Regions from separate parts of the Homo sapiens genome. Here region 2 is linked to region 1. Evidence: chromatin contacts called from ENCODE Hi-C or POLR2A ChIA-PET data. All regions are on one chromosome and are shown on one strand. Each heading gives the region's core, a stretch centred on a gene start or an enhancer-like site at or near the end of the contact. The rest is flanking DNA. Distances are from core to core; before and after follow the strand shown.

Region 1 (5,706 bases), core at 2,961-5,460:
TCAAGTGATCCTCCCACCTTGGACTGCTGGGATTGCAGGCGTGAGCCACCACACCTGGCCCCAAAATATATATATATATTTTTTTAATTCGCTGGGCATGGTGGTGCGTGCCTGTAGTCCCAGCTACTTGGGAGGTTGAGGCAGGAGAATCACTTGAGCCTAGGAGTTCAAGGGTGCAGTGAATCACGATCACGCCATGATACTCCAGCCTCGGCGACAGAGTGAGAGACTGTCTCTTAAAAGGGTGGGGGGCAAGGCTGAGCGCAGTGGCTCACACCTGTAATACCAGCACTTTGGGAGGCCGAGGTGGGCAGATCACCTGAAGTCAGGAGTTCGAGACTAGGCTGGCCAATATGGTGAAACCCCATCTCTACTAAAAATACAAAAATTAGCCAGGTGTGGTGGCGTGTGCCTGTAGTCCCAGCTACTCGGGAGGCTGAGGCAGGAGAATCACTTGAAACTATGGAGATTACAGTGAGCCGAGATCGCGCCACTGCACTCCAGCATGGGTAACAGAGTGACACTGTGTCTCTAAATAAATAAATAAATAGGCCGGGTGCGGTGGCTCACGCCTATAATCCCAGCACTTTGGGAGGCCGAGACAGGCAGATCACAAGGTCAGGAGATCGAGACCATCCTGGCTAACATGGTGAAACCCCGTCTCTACTAAAAAATACAAAAAATTAGCTGGGCATAGTGGCGGGTGCCTGTAGTCCCAGCTACTCAGCTACTCGGGAGGCTGAGGCAGGAGAATGATGTGAACCTGGGAGGCGGAGCTTGCAGTGAGCCGAGATCGCACCACTGCACTCCAGCCTGGGCTACAGAGTGAGACTCCTTCTCAAAAATAAATAAATAAATAAATACATAAAGAGTCATCTACCTGCCCTGTCTCTGACTCCTTTCCTTCCCCCATCCCATCAGGCTTTTGCCCCAAACACCCTACCACAATGACACCCACGTGGCTAAATCCCATTGCCAACTCTCAGTATGCAACTTATTTGACCTAACAGCGTTGGACTGTTGATCCTTCCTTCTCTCTTGACAGGCATTTTTCACTTGGCATCCAGCACAGACAGCAGAACTTCTGCTTTTGCTCCCACCTCTTAATCGCCGTGTCCTTGAACACTGAAGGACCCAGGCTTAGTGCTCAGCCTCCTCACTCCCTCGTGATCCCATTCAGTCATGTGGCTTCAAATACCAACTAGACGCTGATGACTTTGTTTCCTCTCTTTACAGTCTCTTATTAACCCTCTCCTTCAACTACACGCCAACTCAACTGTGTATATATATAGCTATAGTTGTATGTATATACATATAGTTATATATATATACATGGTCATATATGTGTACCTAGACATATATACACATATATATACTTGAACTCCTGACCTCTGTTTACACTGTTTATACACATATATCTACATGTGTGTATATATATGTATGTGTATGGCCGGGCACGGTGGCTCACGCCTGTAATCCCAGCACTTTGGGAGGCCGAGGCGGGGAGATCACTTGAGGTCAGGAGTTTGAGACCAGCCTGGCTAACATGGTGAAACCCCATCTTTACTGAAAACACAAAAATTAGCTGGGTGTGCTGGCACCTGCCTGTAAACCCAGCTACTCGGGAGGCTGAGGCAGGAGAATCGTTTGAATACGAGGTGGAGGTTGCAGTGAGCCGAGATCGCGCCACTGCACTCCAGCCTGGACAACAGAGTGAGACTCCACCTCAAAAAGAAATATATATATATATATATATACACAATTTATTTATTTATTTATATAAAATAAATATATAAATATATTTACATAAATATGTATTTATATAAATATATAAAAATATATATGAATATATAAATATATAAGTATATATAAAAATATATATAAGTATATATAAATATATAAGTATATATAAATATATATAAATATATATAAGTATATATAAATATATAAGCATATATAAATATATATATAAAATATATATGTATATATAAATATATGTATAAATATATAAGTATATATAAATATATATAAATATAAGTATATATAAATTTATATAAATGTGTATATAAATATATATACATAAATATATATAAATATATACATAAATATATAAATATATATACATAAATATGTATAAATATACATAATTATAAATATATACACAAATATATAAATATATATAAACATATATAAATATATAAAATATATATAAATATATATAAACATATATAAATATATAAAATATATATAAATATATATAAACATATATAAATATATATAAACATAAATATATAAATATATAAACATATAAATATATATAAACATATATATAAATATATATAAATATATAAACATATATATAAATATATATAAACATATATATAAATATATATAAACATATATATAAATATATATAAACATATATAAACATATATAAATATATAAACATATATAAACATATAAATATATATAAACATATATAAATATATATAAACATATATATGAACATATATAAACATATATAAACATATAAACATAAACATATATAAACATATATAAACATATATAAATATATATAAATATATAAAAATAAATATATATATGCGGATGTGTGTATAAACTGTGTATATATATAACTATATATATAACCATATATATGTACTTATATATATCATCTACACATATATCATCTCAAGCTTAAGAATTCGTAATCAATACCCCTGATCACCCTCCACAAACCTGAGCTTCCTAGTGTTCATCCTCTCCATAAACATCCATCTGATGAGGTTCACATAGTAGCTCAAGCTTAAAACCTTGGTCCATCCATAAATCCTCTCTTTCTCACATACTCGTCCAACCCACCACAAACTCCTGTTGGTTTACCACTGAAATACACCCAGAATGTGACTCCCTTAAGATCCCATAGGTACCCAGTCCAAGCCACCACCTCTCACGATGGCTTTTAAACTCCTAAATCAGATGGTGTGTCACCTCCACTCAAAAAACTTCCCAAGCTGTCCCCTTCCACTTGGAGGGAAAGTCAAGGTCCTTGCCACTTGGTAAGGTCCACACGACTGCCCTGGCCCCTCCTCGCATCTCTGGGAACTCACCTCCTCTTTCTCTCTCTGTTCCCAAATTGGCTGCAGCCACACTGGGCTCCCTGCTGTTTCCCCTGCACCTGCTGTTTCCTCGACCTGGAATGTTCTGGTGCCTCACTCCTCCTCCTGCTTCCTTTCCATTCTCAAAACCCCTGTTCTCATCTTCTCCATGGCACTTACCATCACCTGCTCTGTGCACCTTGTTCATCTGTCTCTCCCCTCCAGAATGGAAGTTCACTAGATCACAGACTTGTCTCCACTTGTTGACAGCTGTAGCCCAATGCCCCGAACAGTGCAGGAGGAACCCAATGAACGTTTTTTAAAAATGAATGAATGAATGACGGAAGGAAGGAAACGGAAAGCATGCTTATGATGGAAAGTGAGGCCAAGCGCGTTGGCTCACTCCTGTAATCCCAGCACTTTGGGAGGCCGAGGCAGGAGGATCCATCGCTTGAGCCCAAGAATTCGAGACCAGCCTGGGTAACATGGTGAGACCCCATTTCTACAAAAAACATTTTTAAAAATTATCCGGGTGTGGTGGCGCGCGCATGTGGTCCCAGCTACTTGGGAGGATGAGGCGGGAGGACGGCTTGAGCCCAGGAGGTGGAGGCTGCAGTGAGCTATGATCACGCCATTGCACTCCAGCCTGGGTGGCACAGCGAGACACTGCCTCAAAAATTGAAAAAGAGAAAGTGGGAGCTGAAAGCCTCGGAGGGCAATCAGGGCGTCTTCAGAGAAAGACAATGAAACCAGAGCCACTGCAAGCCCTGACGGCCTGAAACCTAGGAGCCAGCTGAGTCCCTTCCACTCGCCCGCGCTGAGTTAACCCAGAGGCGGGTGCGGGTGTCGGAGCCCGCGCCGGGACGCACCGGCCGCACCGGCCGCACCAGCCTCCCCAGCACCGCGGACCCCAGGGCCGCCGCCCGGTCGCGCCGCGCCGGGCCTCCGCGCACCCACGTGGAGGGGGCGGAGCCCCGCGGGAGCCCGCCCCGGGGCTCTGGGTCTCCTGGCGCCCTGACCCGCCGGCCACCCCGCCGCCGCCCCACGCGCCTACCTGCGCCCACCTGCGCCCACGTCGCCCACCTAAGCGTGAACAGCTGCGTCGCGGACGCCGCCTTCCGGCAGGGACCCGCGCCCCAGGTAAGCGTTAGTCCCGCCTTCAGGAGTGCGGAGCCTCCCATTGGACGAGGTCTGCGTCCGTCTCTCCGCCGGCTAATGGCAAGCGGCGGCAGCACGGGGGGCGGTTCCAGGACCGGGCGCGGGCTACTGACGCCATCTCTAGAGGCCTAGAGTTGCTTGGAGAGGAGCTGGTTGCCAAGGCAACCCGCCCTGCCCAGAACAAGTGCAGATGACTAGGTTTGGGCCCCGCAGGGCTTGGGGGTCTGGGGTGCAAGCTGCCCCGGCCGGGCTGGCGTCCCGGGGTGGGGCCTCCGCCGAGGGTCCAGGGTATGGAGCTCGGCTCGGAGTCGAAATGGATGAGCTACGGCTATTGGGATCAACAGGGCTAGGACTTAAACTTCGTGCTGAATTTAAAAAATCAGGATAGGTGCTAAAAAATACACAGGGTGGGTAGTGTTATAATAATGCTTGTGTCCGGGAGCGGTGACTCACGCCTGTGATCCCAGCATTTTGGGAGGCCCAGGCGGGCGGATCGCTTGAGCTCAGGAGTTCGAGACCCGCCTGGCCAACATGACGAAACCCCGTAACCCCGTCTCTGCTAAAAATACAAAAATTAGCCAGGCGTGGTGGCAGGTGCCTGTAATCCCAGCTACTCGGGAGGCTGAGGCAGGAAAATCGTTTAAGCCCGGGAGGTGGAGGTTGCAGTGAGCCGAGATCGTGCCACTGCACTCCAGCCTGGGCGACAGAATGAGACTCTGTTTTAAAAAATAAAAAATAAATTAAAAAAATAAAAATTAGCCGGGTATGGTGGCACGTGCCTGTAGTTCCTGATACTCTGGACGCTGAGGTGGGAGGATCGCTGGAGCCTGGGAGATGGAGGCTGCAGTGAGCTATGATCAAGGCACTGCACTCCAGCCTGGGCAACAGAGCCAGACCCCGTCTAAAAAAAAAAAAGAAAAAAAAGCATGCTTTCAAGTCACCCAGTAAGTTAAGTGCTTGGCAGCCGTATCAAGTATGATGTACGTTGCCTCAGGAATCCAAAGGTGACAAGCAAAGAAGGTGCACTCTTCCTTACTGGTAGAAGATTGTATTTGGTTCCTTTTTCTGCATAACAAATTAACCCAACATTTAGCAGCCTAAAAGAACATTTATTTTTTCATGGTATCCGCGGTCAGGAAAGTGGGCGTGGCTAAGCTCTGTGCCTTTGCCTCAAGGGTTCACCAAGTTGTGGTCAAGGTGTCCCCCCAGGGTTGTGGTTTCATCGGAAAGCTTATCTGGAATGATCCACTCCCAAGCTCACACACACGGATATTGTAAGGACTCAGTCCTCCAAGGTCATTAGAGAAGGGCCTCAGCCTTGCTGGCTGCTGCCCAAAGGCCACCCTCAGTTCCTTGGTACATGGGCCTTACCACAAGGAAGCTCACAACACTGCAGCTGGCTTGCCTTAGACGGTGCAAGCACACACAAGAGGAGGCACACACAAGACGC
Region 2 (5,243 bases), core at 1,822-4,321, 1.2 Mb after region 1:
TTGCTGTTTTTGTTTTTGTTTTCTTTTTTAAAAATTTGAGACAGGATTTCGCTACGTTGTCCAGGCTGGTCTCTAGCGCCTGGGCTCGGGCGATCCTCCCTCCTCAGCCTCCCCAAGTGCTGTGATTTCAGACGTGAGCCACAGTGCTTGGTCTCAAGGCTGAGGTTTTCTCACTCCAGCCCACCCAATCAGGGTCCCCATCAACACACATTCCCTTGACATTGCCCACTTTGGGCAAATTACTTACCTCTGGATTTTAGTTTTCTCAATGTAAAAAGACCTGCGAGGCCGGGCGCGGTGGCTCACGCCTGTAATCCCAGCACTTTGGGAGGCCGAGGCGGCTAGATCACGAGGTCAGGAGATCGAGACCATCCTGGCTAACATGGTGAAACCCCGTCTCTACTAAAAATACAAAAAATTAGCCGGGCGTGGTGGCGGGCGCCTGTAGTCCCAGCTACTCGGGAGGCTGAGGCAGGAGAATGGCATGAACCCGGGAGGCAGAGCTTGCAGTGAGCCGAGATCACACCACTGCACTCCAGCCTGGGCGACAGAGCGAGACTCCGTCTCAAGAAAAAAAAAAAAAGACCTGCTATACCACTTCACCCACCTGCCAGGATGACGACCAAGTTTCAAACAGAAGGACAGTCTACGTCCCAAGAGTCTGTGAGCCCCACTTTCAGACTTGCCTGGTTACAGGAAAGGGCACTGTGAAGCACTGCCTTGTCCCAGCAACCCCCATCTGTGGATCCCATCAGCACTCCTGATGAAATCACCACTGCCCCCAGAAAAAGCCAACTACCTACAGGAATTCCAGGCCACACCAAAGGGAGGGCGGTCTCCCAGAGACACAGCTCCCTCAGGTGTACAGCGCTCAGACTATCTCTAAATTACACCATTATGGTAGCCTCTGGAGTCTACTTCTGTGAAGCCTGAAGGAAACACAGTCCCCTACACCTGCAGAGGACCCCTCCAGCAATGCCAAATTGCTTTACAAGCTGAGATAGCAGCAGCATTCCGATCCAATCACAGCCTACCTGTTCCCAAGTGACCCCTCGGAAAGGGTCCCGCCTGAGACTCACGCTGGCCTCCAACATGTGACTTCATGGACACAATGTTCTAATCAGCGAGAACTATCACGTGCCTCCCCTTACACTGATACAAGGGAAAGGAAAAAATAACTGAAGACCCATTCTGAAAGGCCCTTCTTTCTAGACACAGTCTTCACATCGAGGATGCCCACCAAATGCAACAATCCCTCCCCTGCTCCCCGCTGCCGTTTCTCGCCGACGAAGAAACTGTCTACCAACCCTCCAGAGCTCACTTCAGTCATCACCTCCTCAGCGACACCTTGCCAGACCTCCCCACAAGGGGATTCCCCAATCTTGTCCCCCCCCACCAAGAAGAAACCGTAACTCACACCAACACCCACCTACATCTCTTCTCTGGCAGCTAGGACCACAGGAAGGAACATCCAGAAATAAGGGGCACCCTCCTGTATTCCTTCTAATGTTTAGCCTCGTTTGTTTTGTTTTGTTTTGTTTTTTTTGAGGCGGAGTCTCGCTCTGTCGCCCAGGCTGGAGTGCAGTGGCGCTATCTCGGCTCACTACAAGCTCTGCCTCCCGGGTTCACGCCATTCTCCTGCCTCAGCCTCCCGAGTAGCTGGGACTACAGGCGCCCGCCACCGCGCCTGGCTAATTTTTTTTGTATTTTTAGTAGAGACAGGGTTTCACCGTGTTAGCCAGGATGGTCTTGATCTCCTGACCTCGTGATCCGCCCGCCTCGGCCTCCCAAAGTGCTGAGATTACAAGCGTGAGCCACCGTGCCCAGCCATGTTTAGCCTCATTAACCCAAATCCCTTAAAGAGAAATACAAGAGGCCAGGCGCGGTGGCTCACGCCTGTAATCCCAGCACTCTGGGAAGCTGAGGTGGTTGGATCACCTGAGGTCAGGAGTTCGAGACCAGCCTGGCCAACATGGTGAAACTCCGTCTCTACTAAAAATACAAAATTTAGCCGAGTGTCATGGTGGATGCCTGTAATCCCAGCTACTCAGGAGGCTGAGGCAGGAGAATCGCTTGAACCCGGGAGGCGGAGGTTGCAATGAGCCGAGATCGCACCATTGCACTCCAGCCTGAGTGACAGTGAGAATCTGTCTCAAAAAAAAAAAAAAAAGAAAAGAAAAGAAAAAGAAAAAAGAAAAAGACAGAAATACAGGCCAGGCACGATGGCTCATGCCCGTACTCCCAGCACTTTGGGAGGCCAAGGCAGGAGGACCGCTTGAGGCCAGAAGCTCCAGACCAGCCTGGACAACATAGCAAGATCCCATCTCTACAAAAATAAAAAAAATTACCGGGCGTAACTGCACGCGCCCGTAGTCCCAGCACTTTGGGAGGCTAAGGCGGAGGATCACTTGAAAGAGAGAGAAAAGCAGCTACACATCTATAGATTCGGTTCACAGATGAGAAAACAGAGGTCCCGAGAGGTGAAATTACTGGCCCAAGACCACACAACCGACAGGAGCTTGGGAGAGAGGATGTGGCTAGGAAAGGCGCCCAAGTCCGGGGAAGTGGCCCCCAGTGCCATCGCTCAGCGTGACCAGGCAGGGCAGAAGAGCAGGGCACCAGGAACGGGGCGAGGAGGAAACTGTCCCCGAGGACGCCTCTGAGAGCCCCGGGAAAGCGCCTCGGAACGCGGCCAGCTGTAACCTGGACAGGGCTCTCCCGGCGCAGGAGGGCAGGGGACCCCGAGGGACGGAGGCGCGAGAGAGCACGGGGACCCCCAAAGGACAGGCGCGCAGGAGGGCAGGGGGACCTCCGAGGGACTGGGGCGTGGGGCCGAACGCGGGGCGCGGGGGCAGGAAACGAGTCGGGGACCAAGCGCGGCGGCTGAGCCCCGTCCGCCGGGGGTGGTCGGGCCGCGCGCCCTGGGCAGGTGGGGGCTACCGCCGCCCCACGCCCTACCTGACGCCGGGGGATCCGCCTCCTCGTCAGCCTCCGCCTCAGCTGCCGCCCCGACTGCAGCCGCGGGCAGCGGGTCCATCGCGCGGCCAGTCATGTGAGCCCGCGCTCCCACGTGACTTCCTCCCGCGCCACCCGGCCGCGCAGCCCTGCCGCGCCGCGCCCTCGCCCCGCCCACACCCCGCCTGGTCACGCCCCCTCCCCCGCGCGCCACGCCCACAGTCCGCCCCTGCGGGCCCGCCGCGCTCCTCGCCCGGCCTCGCCACGCCTACAACCCGCCTAGCCACGCCCACATGCCCCTCCCCGTCCACGTGGACACGGAGCCTGCTGGTGGCGCAGGTTACCTCCCCTCAGGTTGGACCTCCGGACTCGCAGGTGCACTACCTCAGGCGCAAGCCTGCACCCACCGCACCCTCATTCACTCCCATCTCTCCTCGCCCAGTCACGCCCTTGTTCGCTCATTCACCGGTTACACTGGGGTTTTCTGACTCGCACTTCCTCATTCATCCACTCACCCACTCATTCGCTCACCCACGCACTGCATCCTGCATTCATTCATTCACCCACTCACTCACTGCATCCTACATTCATTCATCCACTCACACACTCACTCACCGCATCCTGCATTCATCCAGCCACTCACTCACTCACTGCATCCTGCAATCATTCACCCACTCACTCACTGCATCCTGCATTCATTCATTCACCCACTCACTCACTGCATCCTGCATTCATTCATTCACCCACTCACTCACTGCATCCTACATTCATTCATCCACTCACACACTCACCGCATCCTGCATTCATCCAGCCACTCACTCACTGCATCCTGCATTCATTCATCCAGCCACTCACTCACTGCATCCTGCATTCATTCATTCACCCACTCACTCACTGCATCCTGCATTCATTCATTCACCCACTCACGCACTGCATCCTGCATTCATTCACCCACTCACCCACTCACTCACTGCATCCTGCATTCATTCATTCACCCACTCACCCACTCACTCTCTGCATCCTGCATTCACTCATTCACTCACTTATTGCATCCTGCATTCATTCACCCACTCACCCACTCACTCACTGCATCCTGCATTCATTCATCCACCCACTCACTCATGCACTGCATCCTGCATTCATTCATCCATTCACTCACTCACTCACTTACTGCTTCTTCATACGTTCATTCACCCACTCACTCACTGCATCCTGCATTCATTCATCCACCCACTCACTCATGCACTGCATCCTGCATTCATTCATCCATTCACTCACTCACTCACTTACTGCTTCTTCGTACATTCATTCACCCACTCACGCACTGCATCCTGCATTCATTCATTCACCAACCCACTCACTGCATTCTGCATTCATTCAGTCACTCACTCACTGCATCCTGCATTCATTCATTCACCCACTCACTCACTTACTGCATCCTACATTCATTCATTCACTCACTGCATCCTGCATTCATTCATTCACCCACTCACTCACTTACTGCATCCTGCATTCATTCACTCACTCACTAACTGCATCCTGCATTCATTCACTCACTCACTAACTGCATCCTGCATTCATTCATCCACCCACTCACTCACTCACTGCATCCTGCATTCATTCATCCACTCACTCACTCACTGCTTCTTCATACATTCATTCACCCACACTCACTGCATCCTGCATTCATTCACCCACTCACTCACCCACTCACTGCATCCTGCATTCATTCATCTACCCACCCACTCACTCATGCACTTCATCCTGCATTCATTCACCCACTCACTCACTCACTGCATCCTGCTTTCATTCACGCAACCACTCACTCACTGCACCCTGCATTCATTCACCCACTCACTCACTGCATCCTGCATTCACTCACCCACCCACTCACTCACTGCATCCTGCATTCATTCATTCACCCACTCACTCACTCTGCATCCTGAATTCATTCACACAACCACTCACTCACTCACTCACTGCATCCTGCATTCATTCACCCACCCACTCACTGCATCCTGCATTCATTCATTCACTCACTCACTCACTCATGCACTGCATCCTGCATTCATTCACGCAACCACTCACTCACTGCATCCTGCATTCATTCACCCACTTACTCACTGCATCCTGCATTCATTCACCCACTCACTCACTCACTGCATCCTGCATTCATTCATTCACCCACTCACTCACTCACGCACTGCATCCTGCATTCATTCACACAACCACTCACTCACTGCATCCTGCATTCATTCATTCATTCACCCACTCACTCACGCACTGCA

What was found. A loop is a pair of places that touch in the nucleus more often than their neighbours do. ChIA-PET counts read pairs that join two places held with the same protein, here RNA polymerase II (POLR2A). Pooled maps may share reads with other maps.
Region 2: a map of CD8-positive, alpha-beta T cell shows a loop between it and region 1 (8-fold over the local background). The contact joins the promoter of SNX8 here to the promoter of CHLSN in region 1. A Hi-C loop is called at or near these places in 1 of 168 maps with a recorded cell type or tissue (CD8-positive, alpha-beta T cell) and 6 of 50 pooled maps. POLR2A ChIA-PET finds 5 or more read pairs at or near these places in 1 of 52 experiments (activated naive CD4-positive, alpha-beta T cell).

The regions. Positions count from the first base shown.
Region 1 is chr7:1,134,037-1,139,742 of GRCh38, forward strand. CHLSN (cholesin) reads right to left here and starts at 4,211. Exons shown (of 5, transcript NM_001318252.2): 1 at 3,279-4,211. RefSeq lists silencers at 3,771-3,820, 3,831-4,280, 4,481-4,620 and an enhancer at 4,341-4,440.
Region 2 is chr7:2,311,370-2,316,612 of GRCh38, forward strand. SNX8 (sorting nexin 8) reads right to left here and starts at 3,072. Exons shown (of 11, transcript NM_013321.4): 1 at 2,959-3,072. The coding sequence starts at 3,052. RefSeq lists enhancers at 722-791, 812-981, 1,182-1,261, 3,176-3,676, 3,677-4,177 and 1 more and silencers at 2,748-2,987, 3,088-3,357.